Linked DNA regions of Homo sapiens: region 2 is linked to region 1. A link is an interaction called in ENCODE POLR2A ChIA-PET data of the cell type or tissue named here. Cell type or tissue: Panc1. All regions are shown on one strand.

Region 1 (8,000 bases):
CTGGCTTAATCACTTCCTAAAGGCTCTATTACTTAATACGATCACACTAAGTTCCAATATATAAAGTTTAGAGGGACAAATATATTCACACCATGTCAAACAAGATGCATTCTATTGAGCAAAAATACATTTCAAAAAAAGTTTAAGGCCTGACATTTTCCACAGTTCTTAGTACCTCTCTTTTCTTTGTATTTCATGGCATCTATCACAAATTTCTAAGGACTCTTTAGCTCTTCACCAAAGTGCCTTCTTCCTGTGCTGGATTTCCTTAGGTCTGTGAGTCTGGCTGTCCACGGGAGGTTTACTATTGCTGGCCACATTCATGAGAGCTATAAAATCATGATCATCTGGTTCCTGAACCTAAGCTTCTGTTTTATTCCAGAGCCCAAGCCTTCAGAGACCCAGAGACCTATTCTTGGATATACACATCTTCCCAGATTTTTGCTTCTCCTCACTTAGACTTTATATTCTCCAGAATTTCTATAAATGTTGTTACCTCTTTTACTAAGTAGTAAACTATGACTTTAACTTCCTTTAATACTCTATTTCCCTCTTTTTTTCCCTGTCAGTACAAGTAGGTCCATCATTTTTTTTGTAAACGCATTAGCTCCATTTTTCTCTACCACTTATAATAGCCACATATTTGCTAGATCAGAATGTCTTCTGATCTAGCAGAAGACACCTAATTTTCTTTTTCAACTCACCCTAATTTTATTTTTCAACTCAACTCCTAAGGAAATTTTTTTTCCTTCAATTTCTGATACACTCTTAATTTGTTTCCACTTCTAAAGCTAAAACTGTCTTGTAGATACCTCTGTAACTCTTCATCAAGGCACTCTGTCATTCTTTTATCTGTTGACTAAAATGATGCATCTGACACTGCTATTTCCATGCCAATCTGATTAAGAAAGCAACGCCATTCTTGTTATAGGTTTCCTTTCATTCTTTATTGGCCTTAGGATTTGTGATTATTTTATTCCCGCCTCCTGTCCCCCTGCCTCCCACATTGGTTGAAAATGAAACTTCTTCTTTATCTGCTTATGATGATATTTGCTGTGCTTGGACCCATGTTCCAGAGCTCTTAAATCTACAACTTTGATCAAAGTTTAACCAATAAATGAAATGAGATAATTTGCCAAATGTAGTTGGTTCCCAGGGAAAGACTATAGATAAGACATGCAGTTTACTGAAAGTTAGTCATCTCTCGATTATGATACAGCTTAAAACAGAATTTAAGAAATCCAGAGAAACATATATAATACAGTTTACTAATTCATGGCTGTAACAACCCAAAGGCCTAAAATATTCTTTACAGATCTGTACTTACTTTGAATTTAATTCACTCCAGCCCAGGTAGAATTATTCCACTCTTACCATTTGACTTAAGGAAGAAGACTTTCCTGCCCTGTAAGGTGAATCCCTGGCTCTACAAATCAAGATCTTGCTATCGTGCATGCAAAACCATTTGCGCTTGGATGCCTAAATAAGAGGGAGTCCTTCCCCAGTTCAGCACCTTCAATTGCTCCTATGGTACTTTGCTTCCCAATGACAGAACCTGGTCTAGTTTCTCCCTCATCTGCTAACTAGGCAACATGCTATTGGTCATCTTAACGAGAATAACTTGACAAAATGGAAGTGTATTATTTGGTTCAGAGTGGTTGTAAAAGGTCATAGAGATAAAGGTAGCAGATAGACAGGCACTCTGATTTTGCTAAGGGGACAGATTTAGTGAAGAACAAGAGGCTAAAGATACAAATGAGATGTATATTGAGGGGATGGGGTCCTAGAAGATATGGGAAGGTATGGTGTTCAGAGAACAGGTGGAGAGGTTATCTTGGACAGGAGAGATACCCGACTCTATATACAGAAAAAAAGACAAGAATGGGCGTAGATATGTTTAGAGATGGGGGGATCATCTATAAACCTAAGATTCTCGATTTCTCCATAAATAAGATGTATACCAGATGTTGTTGGTGCCATGTCTTACTGCAAGCCTGTGTCTCTTATCTGAAAGTTTTCCCTTGTGTGGCAAACCAGGAATGCCAGGGAGTTAATAGTCCTGGAGCATCCCTTAGCCAGTGAAAATGGAAGTTGGAGGATTATTACTCAACTTCCTTACTCCTTGGGTGGTATAACTGAGGTATGTTCTACTCCCTCCTTGAAATCTCTAATGGAACTGAGTTCTAGTTGCTCATAGTGGTAACCTACTTGAAGATGTTCACTTTCTTACTCCTCATGTAGTACAACTCTCAGGTATGTTTTACTTCCTCCAAGAGATCTTTAAAGGAATTGAGACCCAGTTGCCCATGGGGATAAACTGACTCCTTTATTGGTTCCCTTCCCTTCCCCTCTCTCCCCCTCCCTTCTCCTTTCCTTTCCTTTCTTTTCCTTCTTCCTAACTCCCCAACTATTTCATCTTGCAGTCATCTCCCAAATAAACTACTTGAACTAAAATCCATATTTCAGTTGTGTTTCTGGGCATCCAACCTATGATAACTCAGATTACCTGCTAAGTAAATTCTCAAACAACTTCTCCATCCACTTTACTCTCTTTCATACTATTGAGTTTTTAGACACTGGAAGGTCTATTTTTTTTTTTTTTTTTTTTTTTTTTTTTTGGGATTGAGGGTTACTTGTTTTGAGGCCTTTGCCAATAGCTTAATAAATAGCTTAAATTGGTACTTCCCTGACACTATTACTGTAATTTGGGATAAGGGGTGGTTATGAAACACAGACCCAGATGACCAATACTCCTCTGGACATGGATAATTATCACATATATCCAGGAACATAATTCGATTTTTTAAAAATATGTAGAATATCTAATCTTTGAATTATATATAAACAGCACTCAAAAGATCACTATTATTATTGATTTTGTGCTAGTAAATTTACATGCATTTCAATTTTTACAACATCTCTATGATGATTTGCCATATTCATCATACAGATGAAGATTCTAATTTATCTACCTGAGAGCCCAAGCTGCGATCTGAACCCTGGTGTGTATGAAAATCCTTTTTTAATTCAACTCTATCGATGTAGCATCCCTGAGTTTGGGAACATTTTATTTTTGAATATTGTGGCTGAGTGCCCTTCCCACAGAGCTATGAACCTTTAGCATGGCATATTAGTCCGTTCTTGCATTGCTATAAAGAAATACCTGAGACTGGGTAATTTATAAAGAAAAGAGATTTAATTGGCTAATGGTTCTTCAGGCTGTACAGGAAGCATGGCGGCTTCTGGGGAAGACTTAGGAAACTTTGACTCATGGTGGAAGGCAAAGTGGGAGCAGGCGTCTTACATGGCTGAAACAGGAGGAAGTGGGGGGAAGGTGTTACACACTTTTAAACAACCAGCTCTTATGTGAGAACTTACTCACTATCATGGGAACAGCACCAATGGGGAAATCTGCCTCCATGATCCAGTCAACTTCCACCAGGCCCCAAGTCCGACACTGGATTGGAGATGACAATTCAACATGAGATTTAAGTGGGGACAGAAATCCAAATCATATCACACCATATAACATGGGTAATAATATTTTGGTTGAGAAGACATATACATATGCACACTCACACATACTCATATACACATATAGGTACAGTATATTGTGTGTGCATAAGTATATGTACATATACACACAGTATATTGCATATGCATAAATATATGTATACAAGTATACATTTAAAATATACCACACTATTATTTACAACAATTTCATCCAATTTGTCTTTATCAATCCTTTGCTTATTCATAGGTTCATAGACTGGGCAACCCTGAGTAGTGGAGAGATCACCAGCCATGTTTCAGGTTGTACGTAAGTTACCCGATTTCTCCCATTAGGCCTGTTTCCTGTCTTTAAATCAGGTTTAATAATACTTAGCTCATAAAATTGGTGTTTCCACTAAATAATGATGTATCTACCACACCTACTAATGTATCTACCATGTCTAACAGTGTTTTGCACACTCACACATGGGAACTATAAAGGAAGGAAAAACTACTTGATGCTGTATGGTATGGGATTGGAAACACCTCCCCGTGCTGGAAATTTGGCACTGATTCAAAGCTTGTGATGACTATGCCTGTGCAGTTTAAACTCGATGGCAGGTATTGATCATCACCATGTCATCAGCACCAGGATTGTGCCTGACATGTATTAGGTGCTGAATACATTTCTGCTGAATGACTAGAACAAATTGCTGTGGAAACTGAGTGGAGTATTAAAAAGGCCTGCTAGGAAAGGACTCACTGCCTGGACCTCATCCTACAATCTGATCTCACAGCCACAGAAAATGGAAATGCTGCCATAGGATAGGGAAGAGTAGTGTTTGCTTCCACTTTGAATCTTCACAGAGGCCAGCCCAACCATAAGTAATTGTTGAGGACCAGACCCTGGAATCCAAATATGCTTTGAGGACTTTTCTGCCTATCCCTGGGAAAACGTTTTTTTGAGTAGTCAGTCGAAAACAGGAACAAGGACCATCCCAGCCATTTGGAGATGAGCAGAGACTCTTGCAGTCCCTCTGTATTGACAAAAGAAGGAGAGGGCAGGGTGCAGTTTCTGAGGCTCAGTTTTTCCTGCCATCTCCTTGGCTTCCTGGAAAGGGACAGCCAAAAGGAAATGGGTATTAAATGTTCTCTGAAGCTTCCCTCTGCCTACACATGGTCTTTGGAGTTGCACGTGGGCTACTCTATCTTACACCGCCTTCCCCAATCTGCAAAGATGTGAGATGAAGGGCACAATTGACACACAGTGTAAACAGTACTAATGCAGCCCTAATTCCATGGGAAGATAGCCATAGTTAGATTTGATTAAAAAAAAAAAAGCATTCCTGGTAGAATGTACATCACATGCAAAGACACGAAGGCACAATAGAACATCGCACAACAGGAAAGTCCCTGGAGAAGACAGCAGGTACTAGATCATGCAGGGCTATTCCCATTGCCAAGCAGTATGAATATGGACTTTATCCAAAGGATAAAGACATTTGAACGTTTAAGATAGGGAATGATATGATGGGATCTGAATGTGTACTAGACAATAGGTACTTGCAAATTTTAACAGATTTATTGGCCACAAAGTTTATTATAAGATGATCACTCATCTGATAATAAGCATGCTGTGATCCAGTATGATTTGTATAGCATGAAATCAAGAAAATATTTTTACCTGTTCAGTTCTGTTTATAATTCTTTTTCTTTTTCCATTAAAAATGCTGCTCCAAACATCATACGTTCTCACTGATATATGGGAGCTAAGCTACAAGGATGCGAAGGCATAAGAATGATACAATGGACTTTGGGGACTTGTGGGATAAAAGACTACAAATAGGGTGCACTGTATACTGCTTGGATGATGGGTGCACCAAGATCTCACAAATCACCACCAAAGAACTTATTCGTGTAAGCAAATACCACCTGTACCCCAATAACCTATGGAAAAATAAAAACAAAATCAACAAAAACAACAAATGCTGCTCCTTACCTCGCTGTACCCATTTGTCTCTGCAGCTATAGCAAAGCTTTCTATGAAGGCACTGTGGTCAGGCATTAACATCCAATTTCCATTAAAGTCTTTCAGCGTTCAACCTTCTAACTTTTGATAAATTAAGTTTAGCCTAAAGCTGCCTCCTTACGTATCTTCAGTTCAGTATAAAAGTTTCTCTTTAGTAGTGAACTGTAACCTAACGAAATGTGTAAAGACTATAACCTATTCTTGTATCAAGCAAAGTTGTAGCCAATCTGTGAAAAATACCCTTACCCATCCAAACCCAAAGAATAGACTCAGGGACCCGGAGAACAGCAGAAGCAAGACTTTTAATGGCAGTCTTGCAAGATCGGCGTCTGGCACGCAGGCACACCTGGGATGGTTACAACAAGCAATTTATTTCCCTCCCCAGTTCCTCACTGGCTGAATACTGTGAGGTTACAATCTTCCCGAACGTCACCTATTGGTAGTTGGGTTAAGGCTTCCAGTGTGTTCTTTAGGGTTTTCCTGCTGCATTTTATTGCAGCCCACAATGCGCTGCGACTATTTCAGGACTTTAAACTTTGACTTACAGCCCTAGTGGCTGTGCTTAGCTGATAAGAAAGGGTATAATTCATTGTAGATTCTGGATATTAGCCCTTTGTCAGATGAGTAGGTTGCGAAAATTTTCTCCCATGTTGTAGGTTGCCTGTCCACTCTGATGGTAGTTTCTTTTGCTGTGCAGAAGCTCTTTAGTTTAATTAGATCCCATTTGTCAATTTTGGCTTTTGTTGCCATTGCTTTTGGTGTTTTGGACATGAAGTCCTTGCCCACGCCTATGTCCTGAATGGTAATGCCTAGGTTTTCTTCTAGGGTTTTTATGGTTTTAGGTCTAACGTTTAAATCTTTAATCCATCTTGAATCGATTTTTGTATAAGGTGTAAGGAAGGGATCCAGTTTCAGCTTTCTACATATGGCTAGCCAGTTTTCCCAGCACCATTTATTAAATAGGGAATCCTTTCCCCATTGCTTGTTTTTCTCAGCTTTGTCAAAGATCAGATAGTTGTAGATATGCGGCATTATTTCTGAGGGCTCTGTTCTGTTCCATTGATCTATATCTCTGTTTTGGTACCAGTACCATGCTGTTTTGGTTACTGTAGCCTTGTAGTATAGTTTGAAGTCAGGTAGTGTGATGCCTCCAGCTTTGTTCTTTTGGCTTAGGATTGACTTGGCGATGCGGGCTCTTTTTTGGTTCCATATGAACTTTAAAGTAGTTTTTTCCAATTCTGTGAAGAAAGTCATTGGTAGCTTGATGGGGATGGCATTGAATCTGTAAATTACCTTGGGCAGTATGGCCATTTTCACGATATTGATTCTTCCTACCCATGAGCATGGAATGTTCTTCCATTTGTTTGTGTCCTCTTTTATTTCCTTGAGCAGTGGTTTGTAGTTCTCCTTGAAGAGGTCCTTCACATCCCTTGTAAGTTGGATTCCTAGGTATTTTATTCTCTTTGAAGCAATTGTGAATGGGAGTTCACTCATGATTTGGCTCTCTGTTTGTCTGTTGTTGGTGTATAAGAATGCTTGTGATTTTTGTACATTGATTTTGTATCCTGAGACTTTGCTGAACTTGCTTATCAGCTTAAGGAGATTTTGGGCTGAGACGATGGGGTTTTCTAGATAAACAATCATGTCGTCTGCAAACAGGGCCATCAGAGAAATGCAAATCAAAACCACTATGAGATATCATCTCACACCAGTTAGAATGGCAATCATTAAAAAGTCAGGAAACAACAGGTGCTGGAGAGGATGTGGAGAAATAGGAACACTTTTACACTGTTGGTGGGACTGTAAACTAGTTCAACCATTGTGGAGGTCAGTGTGGCGATTCCTCAGGGATCTGGCACATATACACCATGGAATACTATGCAGCCATAAAAAATGATGAGTTCATGTCCTTTGTAGGGACATGGATGAAATTGGAAACCATCATTCTCAGTAAACTATCGCAAGAACAAAAAACCAAACACCGCATATTCTCACTCATAGGTGGGAATTGAACAATGAGATCACATGGACACAGGAAGGGGAATATCACACTCTGGGGACTGTGGTGGGGTGGGGGGAGGGGGGAGGGATAGCATTGGGAGATATACCTAATGCTAGATGACACGTTAGTGGGTGCAGCGCACCAGCATGGCACATGTATACATATGTAACTAACCTGCACAATGTGCACATGTACCCTAAAACTTAAAGTATAATTAAAAAAAAAAAAAAGAAAGGGTATAATTACCTAGGTTGTAAACTAGCCTAAACCAAATTCTTTGGTGAGGTGGGAGAGGGAAGTTAAGTGGGGGCCTGACTGACAGGTGCCTAGCTGTTGGGTGAAAGGGGAAAGCAAGAAGAGGGGATGGCTTCGTACATTCTGCTTCTTGGTTTCTTTGTAGCCTGCTTAAACCTATTTCAAGGCCTTTAGAATTGAAAATGGACCACCACATGTATGCTATTTTTTACAAATATCAGG
Region 2 (8,000 bases), 87 kb after region 1:
ATTTACTACGGTAAACAGTAAAATATTCTTGGCTATCAAATCAGCAAATGTTTTTTAAAACACATAATACATAGTGTTGTGTTGCTGTGTTACAGTGGACTAAGCATTGTTTTACAATGTTTGCATGAACTTTCTGGAAGCATATTTTCCAGTATATTGTTGTCTTAAAATGTCCATAATATTCCATTTCTAAGAATTTATTGAAAGGAAGATATCAGAGATGCAGGCCATATTTTATGTACAGGAAAATTTATTGCCCCATTATTTACAGTGGTAAAAAATATAGATAAAAATTCTCAATGATACAGAATATATAAAGCATTTATATCGAGTCCTGGGATGTTATGCAACCTTTAAAATTTGTGCATATACCAGCTCAAGTGGATGGTCATGCTTGATCAGGAAATAGAAAAACAAGTTTCAGGGCTAAGACTAGCACAAGGAGCAAACAGTTTAAGATATAAAAGAAACAGGGTTTGATACAGGAGCAAGAGGCCAGAGGCAAAACAGGTAATCCAGGGTTAATGCATTGAAATTGTAGAAATAAACTTAAAAGAGAACAAACAATAACAACAGCAACGAAAACGGGTTGCTGTGTGTTACTGTTTGAATATGTCTCCCATGTTGGAAATTTAATTCCCAAAGTCATATCTTGATTAGATATGAAGACTTTGGGAGATAAGTTGGATCAGATAAGGTCATCATGATGGGACTGGTGGATTTATAAGAAGAAAAAGAGATCTGGGCTGACACAAATGCCCTTGCCCTTTTGCCATGTGATGCCCTCCACCATGTAATGGCAGCACAAAACCTCTCTCCAGAGGCTGGCACCATGCTTTTGAATTTCCTAGCCTCCAGAACTGTGAGCTAAATATACTTCTTTCCTTCACAAATTACCTAGTATTTGGTATTCTGTTATAGCAAGAGGAAATAGATTAAGACACTAAGTCAAAAACCATTTTGTTTATACTACTGTTCAGAAAAATTATTAGAACTCCATATGGCCTACTAGCCCTCCATGGTCTGATGAAAGCCTCACTCACCTCTTTTCCTGGATCCAGCCATGTTGGATTTAGCAGTTTTCCTACCCCGTTGATATGGCTAACACTGACCATTCAATTTTGGTGTATATAGAAATGTCACTCCTCCTTACCTCTCCCTGTGAACTTCTAGCTATTCCTAATATTCCTATTTATTCCATTCTTCTCTGCTCCCACTATATCTTGTTGCACATGCTTTCATTAAAGTTCTTAATTGATTTATTAAGAGAAATATTGTATAGATACTCTACATATATCTGGTATTGAACAAGATCCTGAGGGTATAACAGTGAACACGATAGATATCAACCCAAATATTACACAGTTCGAAGTCTAATGGGGGATACAAATAAGTAAATGGGAAATTAAAATACTGTATTATAATTACTCTACAAGTGGTATTCACAGAGATCTTTGCTATTGAAGGACCAATAATGTTAGCATCGCCTGGAAACTTGTTGGAAATGAAAAGAAAATTAGATCTTCTGAATTAGAACCTGCGCTTTTGCAAGATACCTAGCGCATTAATGTGCCATTCATATTTGTGAAGTGCTGGTATAGATCACCTAGGTGCTGGGACAAGTTAGCCTGTGTGATCAAGGGAGGCTAACCAAATGTAATTGATAATATGAGATCCGAGTGAGTGAAAAGGGTTTTGACAGGGGAGCTAGTAATGAGGGCAGGAGAGTAGAGTAGGGTGAGGAGATGACAGAAGGTTAAGGAAATGTTCCAGGCATGGTCAGCTGCTGTGGTGTTTCATCTGCTTGGCGGACTGAGGACCAAATTAGGGCACTGCAAAGTAGGGAAACTAAAAAGAAAAATTAAAAAAGGATAAAAAACCCCCACATAATTAAGCTTCCATTAATTTATCCACAATCTGCAATCAGAAAATGTAGGATAAAAAGTTATTTTAATTTTAATATAAATAAAAAATAAAACTGTTTTGAATTATATTTGAAACAGAGTTTAGGAATCAGTAAACATCATAATACTGCCTCAGAGAATAGAATGAGAGAAGGCTCAGACCTGAGCCAAACCATGCCATGTTTAGGAAACTGAAAATGAGCTCTGTATGACTGAAGGGGAGAGAGTAGAAATAAATGTTTCTCCACCTAAAGCAGTCGCAAGGCCAGATTTCTGAGGACCTGGGAAGCCAAAGAATTGAAAGCAGGATAATGTCCTGACCAGATTTGTGTTATAATGGTTGTCTATCTATCTGTCTGATATATGAGTTCCTTGAGAGTAGATACTACACCTTCTCATCTCAACATTGGAACATAGTATCTGACACATACTAGGCACTAAATGATAATTTAATAAAATTGCTATATTAATGAGAACAATAGTAATCATGATAAATAATAAAAATAAATTATTACAATGATTAATAACACATTTTGAGTGAGTGCAAATGTGCTAAGACCTTTTTATGGATCAATACTGGGTTATCTTATTTTACAACATAGACTTATAAAGCAGTATAACGATTTTCTCCACATTAAAAGCAAAAAACAGAGGTGATGTAGTCTAAGGTCACACGATTGGTGACAGAGCTGAGCTTTGGACCAAGGTTGTCTGGTTGTCTGGTTGGACCAAGGTTGTCTGGTTCCAAATACTTTCAGTTGAACCAATGCTATGTTGACTCTTAATGGACAGGTAGATGTAGGCAAGTGTGTAACATACTTAAGTCCTGGGACAGTACAATTAGAATAGACAACCAGTCAAAATGAGCATTGATCATTATGCCCTTCTTGTATCCACTGATTGTTAAGCCTTGGCTGGTGAATGGTTTAAATGTCTGGAGTGTGCACTAAAAAAGAGTCCGAAGCTCTTCTGTGTTCCATTTTCTGCAGCTGTGTGTAGAAGATCAGCCTGCACTTGTGTCTGTGAGCATGAACCAGTGCCCCTCAGACTGGAATTCCTAGCATGGATAGTAAGATTTTCACATTTATTTCCCTGTAACAGCCTGGACGTCTGTTTTTGCTTCTGTATCTTGAAAGCTTCTATTTAAATTGTGCATTTTTTCCCACGGAGTCTCATACATTATGTGGCACATTTATCTGGGACTGTTAAGATTTCCCCCCTAACCCATTGAGGTATTTATGGGGGAAGATTATGCTTCTATTAGTCCAGAAAATACCTAAAAAGAGAGCATATTTTCTCAGGTTCTTTATGAACTTCTGGGAAAAAATGCATCTTTCCAGATTTTCCTAGGGATCTAGAATCTTGTGACATGAGAAGAAGAAAAAAATTAAACAGGATAATTAAATTTTCTGCTCTGTAGCAACTCTAACGGGAATAGTTAACTCGTCCCCTTCTTCCATACAGCAGGACTTTGTAAGGTAATGGCCTCTTGATACAGCCTCTTATGCCAAGAAACATGTTTAAATAGTTGTCCTTGAAATTTACCAAGCTTCCAAGCTCACCATTAATTGTGAAACGCTGTATTAATGACAAAGCTGAAAGCCATTTATGAGTGTCCACAGCTTAAATAGAAGCTGTCTGTCAAACATGGTTAATTCTCCACCACAGTGGTAAACATGCTGGTAGCAGTTTTAGGACAGAGCAGACTAGTATCTCTGTAAGCTAGCAAGGGACACACAAGGGACTCATAAAGTTTTGTAGTCTTCCTTTAGTCACTTCCTCTTAAGTTGTCATTTTCTGTGACTATGCACAGGTTAGCAACAGCTCCCAGGAAATTCAGGGGAGGGCCTGGGCCCTCAATCAGAAAACCACTGCACTACCTTCAGTGAATGTAGTAACTCAGCAACCCCTTTCCTATTTGGGTTCCGTGTCTCGTGATTGCTGTGAAACCGGCAAATGGCAGCTGAGCAAACTCAGCTGTTAATGATCCGTTAACAACAACACTTCTTCCTTACTCTGGCTCTATGCAAAGTTGTCCTACAGCTGTTTAGGGCTCAAATTGCTCTTGAATGAGAATTGAAATTGCAGTTCATCTATAGAATTATCTTTTGGGGAAGAAAGAGTGAAGATAGACTGAAAATATGTTGCCTTTTACAATTTGTTATTTGGAGCACAAAGGGTTAACAGGACACAGCTGTAGGGAGTTCTCCCCTAGGAATTTGCTTTTCTGCTGGGTAAATGACTCTCACCAGGTGACTTCTAGGCTCCTTATAAAGGCTGTTTTTCTCAAATCTGGTAGTTCTCCTATTCCTGAATTTTTTCCCTATGTTTTCTCCTGGCAGAAGAGGACCTCTTTGTCCAGGGGCAGGGCTGATCAGGGGCTGATTCCGCAGCTATAGTAGTACAGAACCTTTCTGCAAGTAAGTTAGTGAGGTTGAGATAACTCTCTCTCACTTGCTTTGCATTAATAGATTCTCTGCTGTGTGGGATGATCCTTCAAATAGCAGGGGGCAGGATCAAATAACCTCACCTTCCAGACCCAAGAATTCTGTGCACAAGGTCAGTGTTGTAGTGCATTGAAGACAGTTATAAATAAATTAGGTACTGTATAACCTTCAGATAGTATATGAAACAAACGCGGAAGTATTCAGAGTAAATGTGAGCATGAACTCAGTAGTGTATTTTCATACGTTATGTCAACTCAAAAATATCGTTGTAGCGTTCAAAATAGTTATTCCAAATATAGACTACAGTCATCAGCATGTGTTTGTTCATGCCACAGTAAAAAAAGAAAAAAAAATTTAAATAAGGAGTTTGCGAGAGCATGGCGTTTGGAGTAAGAACAGAGCTCAATTCCTGAATCTGCCATTGGCTTGTTGGGTGAATTTGAGAACGTCGTATGTTTCCTCTGAGACTCGATTATCTAATCTTACCCTGCTTTCTCACCCATAAAGGGGAGTTATTAATACCCAATAATGGTGTTGTGATAGTAATGAATGTGAAGCTTTGTTGTGAGGGCTGTCTATTTAGATGTTCCTGGTAGTCTGGTAATAGGGATGTTTAAGTTATAGGCTCTGTCATGGAAGAATTCTCAGTGGGGGAGAAAGAGACACTTAAAGAGAACTGTTTAAGAAGAGTTTAATATTTGCTCATTAGTTTTAGCGCAGGACAACTCAAGACTGGTTTAAGAATCACAGAATTTTTTTTAAAAAGCTATTATTGGCCGGGAGCAGTGGCTCACGCCTGTAATCCCAGCACTTTGGGAGGCTGAAGTGGGCAGATCACGAGGTCAGGAGATCGAGACCATCCTGGCCAACATGGTGAAACCCCATCTCTACTAAAATACAAAAAATTAGCTGGGTGTGGTGGCATGTACCTGTAGTCCTAGCTACTCGGGAGGCTGAGGCAAGGGAATTGCTTGAACCTGGGAGGAGTAGGTGATTGTGCCATTGCACTCCAGCTCCAGGAGCAGGGATGGTGGGGGCGGGTGGTGGTGGTGGTGGTGGGGGGAGCTGTTCTTGGACCCATGTTTGCTAATAGAGTTCCCTCTGTTACAAGAATCCTATTACGTTTCCCTTTGATTGCAGGAGTTGAAGAAAGATTCTATGAGCTATGTACAGTGGAAAGGGGGACTCAGATTCAGTGAAGTAAATTGTTTGGCACGTAGAAGGCATTAAATACATTACCACTAATTTTATTAGAGAGAAATATAGCCAAGTACTTAATCTGTTGGGTTTTTCTTTTATGTTTTATTTTTATTTTTGCTGTTTACAATATAGCTATTCTATTTATTTTTATTGTGATAAAATCACACTTGTAATCCCAGCACTTTGGAGGCCAAGGCAGGTGTATTCCTTGAGTTCAATAGTTCAAGACCAGCCTGGGCAACATGGTGAAACCCCATCTCTACAAAAAATAAAAAAAAATTATCCAGGCATGATGGTGTGTGCCTGTAGTCTCAGCTACTTTACAGGTTCTTTACTTGGCGAGCTGAGGCAGGAGGATCACTGGAGCCTGGAAGTTTGAGGCTACAGTGAGCAGTGATTGCGCCACTGCACTCCAGCCTGGGCAACAGAGCAAGACCCTATCTCAAAAAAAAAAAAAAAAAAAAAAGACAGAAAGAAAGAAAGAAAGAAAAGAACACTTAACATGAGATTTACTCTAACTTTTAATAGCACAATACAGTATTGTTAACTATAAGTAAAATGTTGTATATCAGATCTCTGGAACTAATTCTTCTTTAGTAACTGAAACTTTATACCTGTTTAACAGCATCTCCCCCATTTTTCCCTCTCCCTAGTCTGTTGCAATCACCATTCTAGTTTCTGTTTCTATGAGTTTGGCTAAGAGATACTTCACATATAAGTGGAATCATGAAGTATTTCATTTCAGGTTCATCCATGTTGTAGCATGTGTCAGAATATTACTGCTTTTAAGGTTGAATAGTATTCTATTACATGTATGTCTTGTGCTTTCTTTATGCATTCATTTGTTGATGGACATTTAGGTTGTTTCCATATGTTGGCTATTGTGACTAATTCTGCAATGAATATGGAAGTGCAGATACCTCTTTGACTAACTGATTTCCTTTCCTTTGGATATATACTCAGAGTGGATGTGCTGTTTTTCACAGTGGTTGCATGATTTTACATTCTCTCCAACTGTGTACAATAGGTCCAATTTCTTCTCATTCTTGTCAACACTTGCTATTGTTTTTTATAATAAGTATTTTCATAGCTATGAGGTTATATCTCACTGTGATTTTGATGATTTTGATTCACATTTATGTGATTAGTAATGTTGAGCATCTTTTTATATTTGTTGGCCATTTGTATGTTTTGTTTGGAGAAATCTCTATTCAAGTCCTTTGTCCCTTTTTAAATTGAGTTATTTGTGTTTTTGCTACTGAGTTGTAGGAGTTCTTTATATATTTTGAATATTAACCCCTAATCAGGTATTTGGTTTGCAAATTGGGTTTATTTACTATAATAAAAAGAACATTAAATTGAGAGGCTGCTTCCTCATTTTTAAAATAAAGAGTGTATGACCTTGAGGTCATTACTTGCTCTCCACTTCAACTGGGAAAATAAATGTTTTTATCACTAGGTCCAAATCTGAGCAAAGTCCTTGTCTCAAAGATAAATATCAGATTATTGAGAAAACTGCTTGTTTTCCTCCTATGTTGAAATATGTTTTTATGATTGCATGAATTTAACTTATAATTTGAGGGGGCCACATATCGGGAATCACACATATGTGGAAATATTAAGCACTGGGGTTTATCACTATTTTCAGAAGCAGTTCATTCATTCATTTAATAGATACTTTTAGATGCTGTTGTGCTAGCCATTTTTTCTGGCTCTGAGATCGTAGGTCTGAGAAAAAATGGTCCTTATATTTTCCTGGGAGTCATTTTTGCCTTAGTGGCCATGTCTCCTCAGTTTCATTAGAGGACGCTTCTTCTGGTCTTTTCTTTAAATACTGCTGTTCCCCAGCACTCTGTCCTCAGACTTCATTTCCCTTAGATTTATTACTCTAAGATATTTTTCACTGATCCTGTGACTTCAACCATAGACATTAGTTTCACAACTCTCAAGCCCTATTATCAGGGCAGGAGTCATTTTCCCTAGGATGCAGAAGTAGGTACATGTCCCGATTCTCGTATGTAAAGTCACAGGTGAAAAAGTGAAGCTTATCTTCCAACTGAGATCCAAGGCTTGACTCGAAGATCCATAGCTTTTGTTTTGTCTTGCATTGCCTCTCAATTCAAAATTTCCAGCCACTATCTTTCTTTGCGTGTGTGTGAGAACTCAAAGAGGCTTCCTGTATTGAACATTTTTCCTTCTTCTCAAATACCTAGAGAAATGCCCTCTTGAACACACTTCCTGTAACCAGTTATTCTTACTGATGTCTAAGCTCCTGTCTTTTCATTCGGGGGGTTGCAATGAAGATAACTAAGTTAACCTATACTCAAATATTTTCTTTCTCAGGGTCAGACCTTCTTAAAGTAGCAAGTCTAATTCTAATGCACACACTAACACTGTAGGTATTTAATTTTTTTGAGTAAATACATGCATGAGTAAGTAAAAGGGGAAC

What was found. ChIA-PET counts read pairs that join two places held together with the same protein. Peaks named below come from ENCODE experiments on the same cell type or tissue, not always from the same donor. Only the 100,000 strongest peaks of a DNase experiment are listed, where the experiment ranks them.
Region 2: POLR2A ChIA-PET joins it to region 1 with 14 read pairs; 2 of 35 experiments call an interaction of 5 or more read pairs at or near these places.

What each region holds. Positions count from the first base shown.
Region 1 is chr11:4,613,738-4,621,737 of GRCh38, forward strand. No RefSeq gene overlaps it. Among named protein-coding and RNA genes, the nearest start is that of TRIM68, 9.5 kb to the left of the region's middle. In Panc1, a CTCF peak has its summit at 5,865; no DNase peak of the experiment used is centred here; H3K27me3 peaks cover 1,676 bases.
Region 2 is chr11:4,700,583-4,708,582 of GRCh38, forward strand. MMP26 (matrix metallopeptidase 26) reads left to right here and starts at 4,202. Exons shown (of 8, transcript NM_021801.5): 1 at 4,202-4,463. In Panc1, no CTCF peak of the experiment used is centred here; no DNase peak of the experiment used is centred here.